Regions from separate parts of the Homo sapiens genome. Here region 1 is linked to region 2. The links are chromatin loops, found by intact Hi-C in ENCODE. Cell type or tissue: dorsolateral prefrontal cortex. All regions are shown on one strand. Each heading gives the region's core, and the rest is flanking DNA. Links, peaks and the distances in the headings are about the cores only.

Evidence for each region. A loop is a pair of places that touch in the nucleus more often than their neighbours do. Peaks named below come from ENCODE experiments on the same cell type or tissue, not always from the same donor. Only the 100,000 strongest peaks of a DNase experiment are listed, where the experiment ranks them.
Region 1: a loop joins it to region 2, with 13 times the contacts of the local background. A loop is called at or near these places in 7 of 110 quality-filtered maps.

What each region holds. Positions count from the first base shown.
Region 1 is chr20:48,654,487-48,663,091 of GRCh38, forward strand. It overlaps PREX1 (phosphatidylinositol-3,4,5-trisphosphate dependent Rac exchange factor 1), which reads right to left. Exons shown (of 40, transcript NM_020820.4): 16 at 5,433-5,575; 17 at 3,650-3,742; 18 at 2,554-2,702; 19 at 804-889. Among named protein-coding and RNA genes, the nearest start is that of PREX1, 170 kb to the right of the region's middle. In dorsolateral prefrontal cortex, for the core only: CTCF peaks have their summits at 2,571 (motif pointing right), 3,407 (motif pointing right) and 3,608; DNase peaks (open chromatin) are centred at 2,435 and 3,435; H3K4me3 peaks cover 892 bases; H3K27ac peaks cover 2,500 bases.
Region 2 is chr20:48,742,465-48,751,069 of GRCh38, forward strand. It overlaps PREX1 (phosphatidylinositol-3,4,5-trisphosphate dependent Rac exchange factor 1), which reads right to left. Exons shown (of 40, transcript NM_020820.4): 2 at 5,345-5,416; 3 at 2,561-2,683. Among named protein-coding and RNA genes, the nearest start is that of PREX1, 81 kb to the right of the region's middle. RefSeq lists enhancers at 5,074-5,806, 6,962-7,557. In dorsolateral prefrontal cortex, for the core only: no CTCF peak of the experiment used is centred there; a DNase peak (open chromatin) is centred at 4,887; H3K4me3 peaks cover 915 bases; H3K27ac peaks cover 2,500 bases.

The DNA of each region.
Region 1 (8,605 bases), core at 2,083-4,582, 90 kb before region 2:
CCACTAACCGCCAGAAACACCCCCTCCCCAGTTACGACAAACAAAAATGTCTCCGGGCAGGGCCGATGTCCTCTGGAGAGGAGGCTAAGTTGTCCCAAGGTGAGAATCACTGCTTTAGGACAAAATGAAAACCTACTTTAAAATATTATCAAATTCTCAGTAACCTTCTGTCATGGTATGCGTTTTCTTAATGAACACCTAGTAAACACACAACTATGACCACACAAGTGAAAAATTTATGTTTAAACTTTAAAGGGAGGGGCACTTAGATGCAAAAAAAGTTTGGGGGCCCAGTATCATAGACCTACTTGGTTCCATCTCCAAGACATAGTGACGCCTTTAATAGCACACAAGGAATAGGCAATGCAGAAAGCAGAGGTCTTGAACTGGTGGCCTTTCGGCTGGATCCGGCCATAGAAGTATTGCGGCAGAGCCCCCAAATTTGCATTGGTGGCTTCTCTTAGAAAATCAAGTCTGGTGAGAGTGGACCCACATTCCTGTCTGGCAATAAGGAGCTCCAGCTGAGGAGCCACTGCTCCTTCCAGAGTGAACATGTATTTTTTCACCTTGCCATAGTCCTCACCACTACCCACTGTCTTCCACTGGGATGGCTACCCACTTGTAGCCTGCCTGACCCCAACAGGCATTTGTGTTTGCAAGTCTTGGCATCAGGCAAAGAAAATAAGTGCTGATGGTACATTGTCTGGCAGAAGCCTAGAGTTCAGAAGGCTCTGAACTCCTGCCACACAGACAGATCCACCATCTTCTGCACCTTTCCCCTCTCTCCCAAGGCTCCCACTCACCTCTCCCCACAGCATAGACGTACGGTGGGGCAGCTCCACGAATCTGGAAGCACAGTGTGTCCGGCTGGTCGGGGATTTTGATGATCCTGCACCAGGTAGAAGAGGCAGGGAAAAAGGCCATGAGGAAAACCAGCATCACTCTCAATAACCCCGGTGCCAACCCAGAGACTTTCTGCCTTGGAAACACTGGGAAAATTCAGCCCAAAATAGTAGTAGCACCACCAGGCTTTCCAGCTCCCAAATACAGAGAGAAATGTCAATCAGGCAGAGCCCATGCCACCAGGATCTTTGATTAAGCACAACCCACTGGCCTGCCCTTGGAGCTTCTGTCCTCGAACAGAAATTCCAGACCATCCTCCCACACCTCCATCATTCTCCTGTCCTAAGACCCTTGGAGGTGAGACCAGCACTCCAACCAGTCAATAGTTTAACAATCGCAGGTGGGAGGGTGAGAAGTGATCTGCTGGTACATCTCGGTGCTGACCCTAGAAAAACACCCACACAAGTCCCCTAGGAAGGCAGGTCTGGGCCATTCTGTGGGTCGATCCCCAAAGCAGAGAGGCAGCACCTGCCAGGGAGGGCAATGGGTGTCACTGCTCCTGGAGCATCAGTACCCTGCCCACATCCCCGTCTAAGGCAGGTCTCCAACCCTATGCTGCACAATTGTCCCTCCCATTCCCCCCTGCAGATAAAGCCGAGCTGGGAGCCTGCTCTCAAACCAGGTGTTTCCACAGCTTTCAGCAGACACATTCCACCTTGGTGCTTTCTGCCACTTCCACATACCAACCCATCGATCAACCACATTTTCCCTAAGTCAGCTCGCCTTTTTACTGAAATAATCATATTTAAAACTTTCCACCCCTCCTGTCAAGAGAAGATCTGTGTTAAATAAAAGGGAAAAGTGAAAAACCAGATGCATAATTTTTCAAAGACAAAATGCTTTGCTCCCCGGTACCTACCCCTAGCACGGGTCTGCTCCTCCCACCCCTGCTCTCGCACTCTGCTGAGCCACCACCTCCTCAGCTCCCCCGAGAGCCACCTTTGCCCCTGACAATCTGAGCTCCACTTGCAGCCACAGGACTTCGATCAGAAGCTTCCAGTGGCTCCCCATGGGTCCTTGCCAGGGGCCTCCAGGGCTGGACCCCGTTACCCTACAGACCTCACTACCCAGCCCTCCCTCTCACTCACTGCTCCAGCCCCATCAGCTTCCTTCTGCTCTTCCAATGCGCCAGACACGGTCCCACTTCAGGGCCTCTGCCCTAGCTGCTTCCCCTGCCTGGAGCCCTCTTCCTCCAGAAATCCCCTTGACTCCCCCCTCATCTGCTTCGGGTCTTCACCCCGACTCGCAGTGACGTCTCCCTGACAGCCATCCCTCTGCACACTCTGGCCCCTTTCCCGGGTTTATAGAAACTTATCTGTGCCACGCTCACCAGCACAGGCTCAGTGTCTTACTTCTGTATCTGCACATTGTCTGTCTCCTGCCTCCTCCCCCAACTAGATCTGAGATCTATGAATGGCAGGAACCGCATGCATCCCCACGTGGCTGGATTCCCAGGGCCCAAACTGCCACCAAGCACAGAGTGGCACTCTGTAAACATCTGCCGAATTAATGAAGGTCCAGCTTGTGTTGTGTGACTCCAACAATGGGTCCCAGCCACGGGGGACCAGGACAGTTCATGCCACCCCAGCCCTCAGCCACCACTCAGCCTGAGAGGGAGGGCTGCCGGACACCCCGCCCTGGGACACTCACTCTTTGGCCTTCGTGGCCACCAGGAGGCGCAGAGGGCGGCGGGAGCAGAAGGACTGGTTGAGGATGGACTCCACCTCTGAAAACGGCCGCAGGAACACCAGGTCCTCATTGATGGAGTAGATCTTCCTCCCCACCTGCAGGCCAGCCACCTGGGTAGGGACGGCAGAGGACAGACGTGCACACCAGTTACTAAGCTCCTTCCCTCCTCACCAAGGAAGCTCAAATGTGTTCAGCAGAAGGGTGCTGGCCCAAGGGATCCAGCAGGACTGGGTGACTGCGTGCTGTCTGTGGTAAGCAGTTGAGGGGCACAAGGGACCTGGTTCTGCCTCATGAGCCACAAAGGGAAGCTCATGGGAGGGCAGCTGGGAAAGGTATTCCTCCTGAGGGGAAACTCTGCTGGGGCCTGACCCTGTTGTGTGGGGACACGAGGGTCACACCGGGGTGGCCATCTTATGTCTGTTAGGGCCTGGCGAAGAAAGATGAAGACCTGCTGACCCGAACCAAGATTCACAACTGCCTCCTTCCAACCGCTCACATCACTGGCAAGGTCAACCTAGCCGCTCCGGCCATGGGTATGTCGCTCCTTGCAGCCCAAAGCATTCCTAATTGCCACAGGGGCAAGCTGGGCTCCAGCCAGCACGGCAGGTGCATCTCCCCCACCCACCTGCACACGCCCCAGGCAAAGCCGGAAGGCCCCAGGGCTGAATCCTCGGCCAGCCACACCCTCACTCTCCTAACCTATCCTCCTGTAGGCTTTGCATCAGACAGCAATGAGCTTATCTTATTCAAGCCACTGTGACTGGTTGCAGAAAACTGAGACACCTGCTTTTTTCCTGTACCTCCCCACAATGTCCAGCAGAGGGCAGTGGTGGAACACACCAGGAGCACAGCCCCGGGACTCTGCACTCACTCCCAGCTACTGTAGCCACTGCAGACAGTGGGTCCTGGACTCAGTTTCTCCACGTGAGCAATGAGAGAAGAGGAGTCAGCGATCATTCCAGAATCTCCTGGGCTGGGCTGCCTCAAGGAGGGTGAAGAGAGACACCCCGCTCTGCCACCTGCACACGGTCCCTGCCAGCTCCCCCGAGGGCCTCACCTCAGCCAGCGAGCCCCTCTGGACGGACTTCACCACCACAGCCTTGTTCTTCTCCTCGATGTCAAAGCCATAGTCCTCCTCCTGGGGCAGGATCTGGGGGCCCAGGGCAGAAGGAACCCGGTCAGGGAGCGAGGTGGGCCTACGGCCAGCCCCACCGTGGCCCCCACAGGACCATGACCTCGTCCCAGGTCTAGTAGGGAAGTGGCCAGATCCAGGTGGGCGAGACAGAGCAAAACGCAAACAGCACCTGGCAGAGCCAGTGCTCACTCTGTGCCTGCCACTGGCTTAACGAATCACACGGATCCAAAGGTGTCCAGCCACCAAGAATGTGGAGTCAGGGAGTTTAGGGAGGAGCGGTCCCACCCCAGGGCAGGATGGCAGGCATGCTAGAAACAGGTCTGGGGGTTCCCCAGTGCGGGGGATACAGGGAAAGGCACTCATTCAGTCAACAGACATTGATTGAGATGCTGCCCATCACACGGGCCAGGCAGTTCTCATGGGTGCTGGAGACACCATCTAGAACAAGACAAACAAGCCCAGCCCTGCTTAGTGCGGGAGGCCAACTATAAACAAATAAACAAAAGAAATACAGGATGTGATGCAGGGAGTGTACGTAGTTGGAATTAAAGCACTTAATGGGATAGGGCACGGCAAGGGGGCAGAGAAGGTGCTATCGGAGCTGAGGCCTGAACGAAATGAAAAACAAAACTTCATAAAGAGTGGAGGAACATGCTCCAGGCAGCAGACACAGCACGTACAAAGGTCCTGAGGGAGGCCCCAAGGCACTGGAGGATAAGAAAAGAGATCAGGAGGTCAGGCGCAATGGCTCACGCTTGTAATCCCAGCACTTTGGGAGGCCGAGACGGGTTGATCGCTTGATCCCAGGAGTTCAAGACCAGCCTGGGCAACATAGCAAAACCCTGTCTTTATAAAAAATACAAAAATTAGCTGGGTGTGGTGGCGCAGGTCTGTTGTCCTAGCCACTGGGGAGGCAGAGGAGAGGAGAGAGGAGAGAGGGGAGGGGAGAAAGGGGAAGGGAGGGGAGAGAGGGGAATGGAGGGGAGGGGAGGGAAGAAAGAAAGGGGAGGAGAGAAAGAAAAGGAAGGAAGGAAGGAAGGAAGGAAGGACGGGCACGAGAGAGAGAGAGAAAGAAGAAAAGAAAACAAGAAAAGAGAAAAGAAAGAAGAGAGAGGAAGGAAGGAGGAAGGGAGGGAAAGAGGAAAGAGAGAAGGGGAGGGGAGGGGAGTGAGAGGTTTAATTTTATCCTAAGTGTGACGGGAAGCATTGGGGGACTTTACAGTGAGGGGCATGAAATCAGAGGGAACAGCAGTCCCTGCAGTACTATGGGAGAGAAGTTAATGGAGCCGTCTTCATATGAGTCAGGCTTCAGCTCCAACCCTGGCAGTGACCAGAAACCTAACCTCTGAGCCTCTGTCTTGACTGCCTGCTGCAGGCCACGCGTTAAGATGGGGGCTGCTGTGGGGTATGCAGGATGAGTTGCTTCAGGAGGCCAACCTCTCTATACAGTGTACGGGGAGGGGACAGGAGAGGCAAGGGAACAGAAAGGGAGACCTGCAAGCCCAATCTCTTTTGTTAGGAGGGTAGTCTCAGCCAGTGATGCAGCCTGGCTTCTTGGCAGAGTTGCCCCCTACCACCTAGAATCCACCTATTCTGGTACTCCAAGCTGAGCCCCCTTCCCTGTGCATAACCAGAAGGTCGCCCAGCTCCCATGCCTGCAGGGGGCTCTGGCAAGGAAGGGACAGCTGCTCAGCTGTGCTCCTACCAGCAGGCGCTTGGCCAGAATGTTCTCCACCAGCTTGAAGTCGTTGCGAAGCTGTTTGTTCTTGCTGCTGGTCCCCTCCATCTCCTCGTCAGCATGAAAGCGGAAGTACTGGGACTCATCCCTGAACTCGCTCTTCTCCAGCACTGCAGATCCACAGATGTGCACTCAGTGGTCAGATTCACAGGGAAAGTTTCAGCCATGTTTGCCAACTGGCAGGCACAGGCTGGAACTAGGCCATGGACACGTTTGGTTTGGCAAACACTATTCTATTAAAATGGAATCATATGCCAACACTAACATATTAGGATATTTCACAAAGCGATCTGGCTTTCTGACTTCTCTTGAAAAGTCTGAACTTGCCTCACCTGCTATAAAAAGACATTAATATTTTACAAAGCCATAGTAACACACAGTGTGGAAATGCAGTAGAAACAGATCAATAACCAGCAGAAGGGAATAGAAGTCACATAAGAGGACTAAGTGTTTGCAGGAACTTAGTCTATGATGATGATTTATGATCATAGAGTATTCTGCAGATGGTGCATGGAAAACTGACTTGCCCAGGGGGGAAAAAAATTGAATCCCTACCTCACACCATATGCAACAATAAGCTAATGGATTAAAGACCTACGTATGAACAGTAAAACCAAAGCTAACAAAACTAAATATAGGATGACATCTTTGTCCTAGAGAAGAAAAGGAGTCTGTGTATAAGACCCTCTTGTACTAGACTAAAATTAAGGACCTCCATTCGATAACAACTCCATAGGTAGATGGCAGATGTGAAGGTAACTATAGTGTCCAAAACCAACAGGAATAAATATCTAGAATATAAAAACCTCTAACAAATCAACTAGAAAAAGCTCAGAAGCTCACAGATAAATGGGCAAAGGATATGAACAGTCAATTAACATAAGCAAACTCCAATGAGCAGTAATTTGTGAAAAGGCGCTCAGACCTCTCAGAAGGAAATGATGCTGAGACACTTTAGACCAAAAGTTGGCAAACTCAGTCCCCGCAGGCCAAATCTGCTCCACTACCTGACCTTATGAATAAAGTTTTATTGGCACACAGCTACGGCCATTTGTATTTGTACTTGTATTATCTGTGGCTGCTTTTGAGCCACAAGGACAAAGTTGGATACTGTGACAAGCTGTACGGCCCACAAAGCCTAAATTGTTACTAAGTGGCCCTTTACATAAAAAAATATACTGACGCCGGCCAGAGGCGGTGGCTCCGCCTGTAATCCCAGCACTTTGAGAGGTCGAGGCAGGCAGATTACCCAAGGTGGGGAGTCCCAGACCAGCCTGACACAACATGGAGAAACCCTGTCTCCACTAAAAATACAAAATTAGCTGGGCATGGTGGCGCATGCCTGTAATCCCAGCTACTCGCAAGGCTGAGGCAGGAGAACTGCTTGAACCCGGGAGGTGGAGGTTGCAGTGAGCTGAGATCACGCCATTGCACTCCAGCATGGGCAACAAGAGCAAAACTCCATCTCAAAAAAAAAAAAAAAAAAAAAAAAAATATATATATATATATATATATATACACACACATATATATAATATAATATATAGTATGTATATAACATATATAATATATATAATGTGTGTGTGTGTGTGTATATATATATATACACACACACACACACACTGACCCCTTTCTAGGACAAGCCAGGAAAATGAATAAAAATAACCAGTATCAACCAATTGGTGATCTGATCCCTGTAACTTACAACTTAACTGGGCACCTCCCAGTGCCAGGCACACTGGGGAGGCATGCTAAGTTCATCTGCTCCTTGGATAAGGATTTGCTGTGCCCCTTTCATAGACGGGGAGACTAAGACTCAGGCCCCTAGGTCACACAGCCAGCAGCCAGCAGGCAGCAGAAGGGCCCTCATCGAGCCTCCTTCCTCTCCTCCTCCTCTCCCCACACTGTCCAGGCAGGCCTGTTAGATGAGGCAGGGCTGAGTATAAACAGTGGACAAAGGTGGAAATCAAGGCTCGGAGAGGTAAAGGCAGCTGTCGGACGCCAGTGGGTGCCTGAAACAAGGGAAACCAGCTGCCTTAGCCACAAGACATCCCCCTCGTCCCTGAAGACAGAGGCTTTTTCTGGATGTGGTGACTCAGTGGAAAGCAGCCGGGGGCATTTCTTTCTTTCTCCTTAGTTTTATAGGACATTTCACCTGGAACTCTACCTGTTTGTGAGCCCCTTTCTCAGGCCACCCCTGTTACCTTTTTGAGAAAACAGACACACAAATTGCCACTTTCCCCAGAGCTGGGGAGCCAGGCACCAGGGGGCCGCTGGCTTCGACTCCACTATAAACATTAAGTTAGAAGATTCCAGGAGTGGGAGGAAGAATTGCAATGTTGCATATTGGCCAAAATATTTGTGGAAAACAGCGTGGAATCCCTCAAGTCCACGAGCTCAGCCAAGCGAGCTACCAACCTCAATACCTTTCCCTCGAGGCTGCTGGTCCGGCTTTATAGGATAATCTCAGATCTGGGTTCAAATCCCTGCTCAGCCCCTTCCTGACTTCATGCCCTTTAGCCTCTCTGAGCCTCAGTTTCCTTGTCTACAAGAATAACAACAGGACCAACATGCTGGGGTGGCTGTGGGGATTAAATGGCAAGCCTCAGTTTCCCCATATGTGCCTAAAGCAAGAGGGCCGGACCCCTGGTCAGCCCTAAGGTGGGAATACCTTAGTGTCTGCAGGCTCAGTTTGGCCCCAGTTCGAGGCGCCTCAAAAGGTGCCACAGAGGCCCCTCCCAATCGCCCATCCTGCACCTCACCCTGTATTTTGCTGCAGCCACAATCCTGGAATTGGCCCTTTCCTATTTTAGCCTATTTTTGAGTTCGTGGCAGGGAACAGAGGAGCAGGGTCACGCCCTGCAATTTCTCTCCCTGAGAGCCCTTGAGGACATCAGGATTGCCTGGGAGTCACCACCCAGCAGAATGTCCACAGCCAGCAGCCTTCCCGGAATAGCAGCTGGGGAGGACCCCTAATTACCCTCACCCACAAATGAGAGGTTGTGCCCAGCTGACTGGCGGGAGGCTCGGGGCTGTCAGAGGGCCCCGAGGCAAACAGAGCAGCTTCTGGGAATGAAGGACTTTGGTGAGATGAGGTAGACACATGAAAATGCCCTCAGCTGTCCAGACTGGCCCTTACC
Region 2 (8,605 bases), core at 3,853-6,352:
GTAGCAGAGCTAGGATGCAAAGTCGAGCAGCTGGGCTCTAAAATGCTTGATCTCCCAGGCCCAGGGAGGATGCCAGGAAGGCCCCAGCACAGAACAACTTCCCACAAAGGCCTAAACATCCACCCTCCACACGTCATGACTCTGATGGTAAGTGCAGCCTTCACCAGGTGCCTAGTTTGATGAGGCTACATGAGGAGGGTCCCAGGTAGCAGAAGAGAGGACACGGAAAAGAGGTTGCTTCATGCACACTGAACTCCCCGTCCCCAGCCCCCCAGCCCTCCGCTGCATCTCTGAGCAAGTCAGGAATCCTGCAGAAAGAGAGAGGTGAGAATAGCCCCGCTGTGTCCTCAGGGTCCAGGGCTCCTCACTGACAAGCGAGTTAAACCCACTTCCCCACAGCCTCTGGGGCTCAGACAGAGAAGCCAAAGGAATGAGGGGGGCCAGGGCTTTTGGCAAACTGGACAGTGCACCTTGAGGACCCTTTCTCCCACTTTTGCTAAGTATAGGCAATCCTAAGCAAGCTCGGATCATGACATCACAGCCAACCCCAAGCCCACCCCCTCCAGGAAGCAGGCCGGAGTAACACTCACAGCTGACACGCGGCATTAGCTTGGTGCTGAGCCAGGTCATTCATCCTCATGACAGCCCCCTGCAGCAGGAATTGTCGTTACCCCCACTTTACAGAGTTGGAGACTGAGGCCCTGAGAGGTGAAAGGACTTGCCCAAGGTCACTGGGCTGGCGAGCAGTAGAACAGGGATTTGAACGTTGGCTGTTGGCTCCAGAGAAAAAGCACTTCCTGTCTCCTCTGAACCCAAAGGAAAGACTGTCCCTCCCATCCTTTTCATTTTCCTATTCAAACACCTTTACTGCACACTGTGGCCACTTGCCCCTTCTCACCATCTCCACTGCTACCATGCTGGTCCGAGGCACCGTCATCTCACTTGGTGGGGTAACCTCTTAGATGTCTCCCGGCTTCCAGTTCTCCCTCCACAGCTACTCCCCCTCACAGCAGCCAAAGGGCCTGTGGACCACTTCCCTCCTCTGCTCAATGCCCTCCGCTAGCACCCAGCCCACCTGCGCCCCATTGTGCTCTTATTTGTCCAATTCCAAAGATGGAGGAGCGTCCGCTATGTGAATAGGAAGATAACGTCGACATTTATTGAGCACTTACTGTGCCAGGAGCTGCACTGAGCAGGCTCCTTGTATTATCTTGCTTAATCCTCACAATGTCCTGGATTTATCCCGTTTATGGGTAAAAGGACAATGAGGCACAGACAAGATCAGTCAACTTGCTGAGAGGACCACAGTTCATGAGTGGCTCAGCAGCCTGGCCAGAAGCTCTCCTTGCCCTCACTTTCACGTAGAGAGTGGCTGGCCCTTGGCTGAATGACTGCATCTTGGGGTAGTCTGCACGCCTGATCGCACATGAGACTTGCCCCCCATTGCCCTCTGAGGGCAAAGTCACACAGCTCCATCATCTTAGGCTCTAGCCACTCAGATGTGATCCCTTGGAGAAGTGAGTTAGTGATGATGATGATGATGATGATGATGATGATGATGATGATGATGAGTTAACAGTGGCCGAGTGCTGATACACCAAAGTTTCTCCACCTTGGCACCACTGACATTTGAGGTCAGATGATTCTCTGTTGTCGGGGCTGTCATGTGCATTATAGGATGTTTGGTGGCATCCCTGGCCTCTACTTACTAGAAACCAGTAGCACTCTAGAGCTAGGACAACCAAAAATGTGTCTGGACATTGCCCATTGTCCCCTGGGGGCCAGAATCACCCCAGCTGAGAAGCTCTGCTCTAGACTCTCTACCCGATTGCTTTACCTCTGAGTCTGGCCATCAACCTTAGGAGGTATACGGAATTGTCCCTACTTTGCAATTACAGGAGGAAATAGAGGCTCAGAGAGGCAAAGGAGTTTGGCTCACATCTCGTGCCCGTGAGGCTAGCTTGGGTTCTTCTGTCTGTGAGGGGGGTCCCAGGTAGTACAGAAAAAGAGGGTATGGAAAAGCAGTTGCCTTCCTTCTTCCAGCCTACCACCCACAATTCCAAATGCGTTAGTAATCTTGCAGGAAGAGAGAGGCTATTGCAACAAGCGTCAGCCTCTCTGACCAACAGCCCAACGGGGCACCCCAGGATCAGACACCCTTACTGTCCAGTGGGTGCCTGAGCCGGGACTCAAACCCAGGTCTGTCTGATGCCAAGTCCATCTCTTCTTGGCCACTAGCTACCTCTGATGGTCACTGTGGCAGAGGGGCCCCGCCAGGCCAGGAGGTCGCAGGACTCCAGGACACATGCATTCAGTGAGGGCCCACCCTCTATGTGGAGCTGAGGGAAAGGAGAGTCACTAAAAATGCCCACAGCCTGCTGGGCCTGACCTACTTCCCATAGTTCCAGGGATGCAGACTGGGCCCACCTGCCCACCTTGCTACCCCATCTCCCAGACAGGCCTACAGAGGAAGCTGGTGAAGGCGGATGGGGCAGGGACCCAGGGAGAAGCCCACTTTTCAAAAACTAGAGTCCACCAGGGGCAGTGGCATGGTACTCACGAATTTTAAGAAAACATTCCCAAGTTCATGCTGAGACTGCGGCTCCGGGTGTAAACAATACTCCAAGGCGGCCAAGAAATCCTTATGAACTTCCAGGATGTCTTCGATGTTCGAGAACAGGACCTGTGAGGAAAAGAGAGGCCAGAGGACAGCGTTAAGGCTCAGAGGGAGAGCAAAGCCAAGCACTGAAAAAATACAAACCTCGGTGCGGGTGACATTGTAGTCAAAGAAGAACTCTCAAACACCGGAACTGGTTTACCACTAATAGAAATCTTTGTAATAACAGAAATATTACCAATATTTATTTACTATAATCGGAATTAGTGACTAATCGTGTGTTAAGAACTTTATACGCATTCATAGAATCTAATCCCCACTGTAAATCTGTGAGATAGAAACTATTGTTATGCCCAATTTACAGATGAAGAACCAAGGCTCAGATAAAATAATATTCCCAAGGTCAAAGTCTTGCAAGCAGCTCCACATTTAGTATGCAGACATTCATCACAGTCAGACACAACTGCTGTGTCCAGCTACAGGACGATGTTGAAATTACAAGTATATTTCCATGCACTCATTAAAATGACGTGGTAGAAGAAAACACAATAAGGAAGGAGGTTAGAAATACGCTGTCTAAACTCTCACAAACAATATATGAGATACCCTGTTTCCCCACATCAATCTAAAAGTGTAAAACACTAATACAATTTGACCCAGCAATCCTACATTTTAGAATTTAACCTTCTGATCAGTTGTTCCCAACAAGGGGCAATTTTACCCACCACCCCGCCACACACACAGGATATGCGGCAATTGTCAAGGGACATTTTTGGTTGTCACAAATTGGGAGGAAAAGGGGTGTTTCGTAGACAGAGGCCAGGGATGCTGTTAACCCTTCCTGCAATGTACAGGACAGACCCCGCAATGAGCAATTATTATTATTACTTTGCCTCTCTGAGTCTTTTATGATTGTATTTTTTAAATTATTATTATTATTTTCTTTTTTAGAGACGGAATCTCGCTCTGTCGCCCAGGCTGGAGTGTGAAGTACAGTGGCACAAACTTGGCTCAGTGCAACCTCCGTCTCCAGGGTTCAAGCAATTCTCCTGCCTCAGCCTCCCGAGTAGCTGGGAATACAGATGCATGCCGCCATGCCTGGCTAACTTTTTTTGTATTTTAGTAGAGACAGGGTTTCACCGTGTTGCCCAGGCTGGTTTCGAACTCCTGAGCTCAGGCAATCTGCCTGCCTCAGCCTCCCAAAGTGCTAGGATTACAGGCGTGAGCCACCTCGCCTGGCCCTCATGATTGTATGTTTTTTAAGAATAGTTGTTAACAGCCAAAAACTGGAAATAACTAAAATATCCATCCACAGGAGAATGGGTAAGTAAACTGTGTTGCATTCCTACAATGGAACACCACACAGCAATGAAAAAGAGTGAACCACAGCTACACACAACATCATGGGCAAATCCCAGAGGCAGGCAGGGACACGAAAGAGCTCACTTTAATGTAAATTTCAAGAACAGGCAAAACCAATCCATGGTACTAGGAACCAGGGATTACCTTTAGGGAGGGAGGACTGACTGAGGGGGGCCCAGAGTGGGCAGTTGGGGCTGGGAAATGCTCTCTGCCTTCATTTGGTTTCATGGTACACTGGTGCATTCGTACGTAGACACGCACTGCATTCAGCACTAAGGTTTGCACCCTTTACTGTATGAGACTTCTACCTCATTAAAAAAAAAGGTAATTTTTTATAAACTGTAATAAGTCGCAGCTTAAAATTATAATAAATAATTTGTAAACTATAACAAACAGTGTAATAAATAAGTGGAATAAACAGGAGGTGCTCAGCCATATTTGCTGAATGAATGAGTGAATAAATGAATGCAGGCATAGAGTTTAGATCCCAGTGCATGAACACACACACACACACACACACACACACACACACACACACACACACACACACACACACACACACACACACCCCACCCCCAGGAGGAGCCATGCAGAGACCTTGAGCAAGTCCTTGACATCTCTAAGACTCAGCTTTCTTATGCAAATAATTCGGTGTAGAGCTGTCAACATGCAAGGCCACCGTCCAGATTAATCAGGGCGTTTGGGGGGAATGTCTTCTATGACCGAGTCCTTTGTGTGCTGTAAATACTGGGCACCTTGGACACCAGGACCCTCAGAGCCCCGAGGCCTGAAAGGCAGCTCAGAGAGTGAGGTCACACAGAAAGCCAGGCCTGGAGAGCCAGGCTGGGGCTGAGCCATGCACACAGAAGGCCTATTGATCTCCTCCTCAAACTCCCCAGAGCCATGGCCAAGGCCAAACTGGACCCAATTACTCATCAGCCCTGCCTGGACACTGGATGCCCAGGGCGGGAGCGGGGGCCGGGACTGCCAGGAGAGGGACTGGAGGTGCCCGGCTCCCGGGGGCACTTGGGAGAGGATTTTCCACTGGCTCCAAGCCAGAGGGCCTGACACGAGGAGCCCGGAAGACTGGGGGGTCACAATGAGCACAGAGGGAAAGTCTCGGGTTGGAAAGTGGGGCCCGGGGCTAAAAATTCCTGCTGACATCCACCAAGCACAGCTTGCTCACAGGACAAGAGGCCTCCAGGGGCTGAAGGGAGCAAGCTGGGGCAGGGCAAAGCTGGCGGCCAGCAGCCAGCGGGTGATGCGCCTCCCCCTGCATGCACACCCTCTGAGCATCGCACGGGAAGAGCAAGGCACAAAGCAACACAGATGCTCTAGAACAGGGGCCAGCCCCAGCGTCCACACCTTGACATTCTCCTCCGTGAGGCCCTTCTCCACTGAGTCGGCCACGTTCTGCCGGATGCGATGCAGGAATGCCTGGAGGAGAGAAGCAGAGAGAGGTGAGTGTCCGCGTCTCCAGCTCTCCCATGGACGGCCCTACAGAAGGCTCTCAAGTTCAAATGCCAACTAGGATCTGGGAGGTACCACGAGTCCAGGGACACAGGCAGAGGACGAGGAAAAACGTGCTCTGCTTACACCTTAAACACACTGGAGCAGCCCTCACTCCCACACGGTCACCAGGGGTGTGCTGTGCACCTACGACGCCAGGCCCTGCACTGGGCCCTGAAGATACAGCAGAGAAAATCTCAAAGCCCCTGCCTTCGAGGAACCTTTGGCCCAAAAAGATACACACCTGCTTCCTCACCCAGGGGCGCCTCTCAGACTCTAATTCATTTCCCCTTTCAATTTTTTTTTTACTTTGCTTTACAATTTAACCTCTGAGTAATAACACAGTCACATGGCTCAAAAGTCAAAAATAAAAATGGCAAAAACAGAGAAAGTCTCTCTCCTTACCCCAGCCCCAAACCATCTAGTCCCTCCCCAACCCCTACAGGAACCCCAGCTACTAGTTTCTTGGGTATTCTTCCAAAAAATCTATGCAAAAACAAACACACACACATACACATCTATTCCTTTTTTTTTTTAACCTCTTTACACACCAAAAAATAGCAACGTATACTGGATGACCCGCACCTGGATTTTCTACTTAATATAGCTCAGAGATCCTTCCAGATCATCTCACAAGAAGCTTCCTTGCAGATGCCAGGAATGTACTGTTTGAATGGACCATGGTCCTTCTACCACCCTTTCAGGGGCTTGGAACAGACAAATCACGTCTCTCCTCTGTGAGACGCAGTAGATGAGTGTGACGACACCAGGGCAGGAGTGACAGGGGCTGCGGGAGCCGAGGGTGCACCATTCATGTGGGGTCACGTGGGGAGGCCGCAGGCCCAGGACCACCAGAGGTTCGGATTTGGGTGTTGTTGTGGTTTTTAATGAAGCCAGAAATTAGAATTTTTTTTCAAAAGAAAAGTCTCCCAGTTTTGAAGTGTTGGTGAAAAAGCCCTCTGTTATTGCAAGGAACTGGATTTTAGGGGTTGTGAGTAAAAGTGGGGGGACCAGGGCAGTAGGGTGCAATGGTGCCAACAAGAGATGACGGTGGCCTGGCACCAGGTGGTGTGGGTAGAAAAGTGGCAGAAAGAAGAGCTGCCGAGGGGTCACACGTATGGGCTGAGAGAGTCACAGGGATAAATGTTGGGGAAAGGAGAGACAGCAGAGTCAGCACCTAAGGGAGACCGAGGCCCAGCACCCACAGCCACCTCCGCCTGGTTTGCCGGAACTCCAGGATGTGGGATCTGGCTGTAGGCTAACCTGGAAGCAGCCACATGGAGACCCCTGGGAAAAGGAATTCATGGTGCTGTCATAGCCACAGGGCCACGGGGAGCTGTGGGGCCTATCAGTCACCTGCCCTGCCAAGATGGATGACAGATTGGGGGTCCACACGGGGGCTGCTCCAGGTGAGCACATGGTCTCCCTGTCACAGAGCCCAGGTGCAGGCTGATTAAGACATGGGCTGCAGGGGCCTGTCTCATCCCACCACGCTTGTCTAGGGAGATCTCTGAGTGCAGGAGAGATGGCGGGGACAGCCCAAGATAGTGCTGGGGTCAGGGGAAGCGGAGCAGGTAAGCAGAGAGGAGGCTAGCCCTCTGCACAAGGCTGTCAGATCCTTTCCATCACCCAGAGACACGACACGTCCATGCCTGCCCCCGGGAGCCCGGCCACCTGCCCAGACTCAAGCCTCTTGGGAGGGGGCGCAATGACAGTCCACATGGCGAGTCACAGAGGAAGGCAAGACACAGGAAGCAGCTTCGTCTCTGTCCACACAGAGTGCAGAGCCATCTCAGCCAGTCTTGGGGCTTTAACCCATTTATGCCTAGTGTTCCATTACTGGAATGCTAAGCTTGTGGGAGTTACTTATATCCTACTCTTCAAGGTCATTGCCAAGGTCTGATTTTTTATTAAAAAAAAAAATTGCAACCTCCAGCATAAATGGGTTAAATCCCCTTTTTTTATGACCCCCATGTTTATATCCCCAGCCTGGACTTCTCCCCTGAAACCCCCAGACTCTTATCTCCAGCTGCAGATTCAGTGTCTCCACCTGGATGTCCAAACTCAGCCTGTCCAACACTTAATTAATGACCTTTCCCAAACTCACACCGAACTCTTCCCCACTTAATGGCACCTCTGTCTTTCAAGGGCTCTAGCCAAAACCCACTAGCCGTCCTCAGCCCCTCTCCTCTGACACTCCATTTCCAATACATCAGCAAATGTTACCAGCTTTACCTGAATACTACAACCACTGGTCCCCATCTCCACAGCCACCACCCCCCCAGTCCAAGCCATCATCATCTCCTGCCTGGACTAACACAGCCATTTCCCTCCTGGTCCCCTTCACCCTCCCAAAAGTCTGTTCTCTACACACACAGCCAGGGAGATCCCTTTAAATATGTACAGGAGATCAGTCAATCCATGCCTTTAAAATCTCCATGGCTTCCCACTGCACTTAAAATCCAAATCTTTCCATGGTCCCCATGATCTTGTCCTTGTTAATCTCTCTGATCTCATCTTCCAGTACTTCATCCTCCCACACACCTCAATATAAATAATCTTCAGCCACACTCTCATTCTAGATTCTATCCACCTGCCAAATACACTCCTGCCTCAGGACCTTTGCATATGCTGTTCCTGCTTGCAAGATGTTCTCCCCCATTCTGCCCTGAGCAGCCTCCTCATCCATCCGGCCTTAGTTCAAATGTCACCTCCGCCAAGAGGCCCTCCTCTTCTTAATGCAAACTCCTATCTTCCCATCTTGCGTTAGGAGCTCATTTGACAGATGAGGAAACTGAGGTTAAGCAATCTATACAAGCTCCTAAGGGAAAGGCCAGGATAAGCAGGGATCATGGCTGGGATGAAACCATAACCCCCAATCCAACATCAGAGGCCAGGTTTGGAAACTGGTGAGTCTGAGTTTCAACCATGGGTCCTTCCTGCTGTGTGACCTCAGGAAAGTGCACTAGCCTCTCTAAGTCTTCATTTACTCTTCCCAGTGGAATCATAGGAATACAGCACCTTTTAGAATGTCATGGGATAAAGTGAATGGAAGCTCCCTGAAGGCAGGGACCCTGCCTGTCTTGTTCACAGCTACGTCTTCAGGGCCAAATGTAG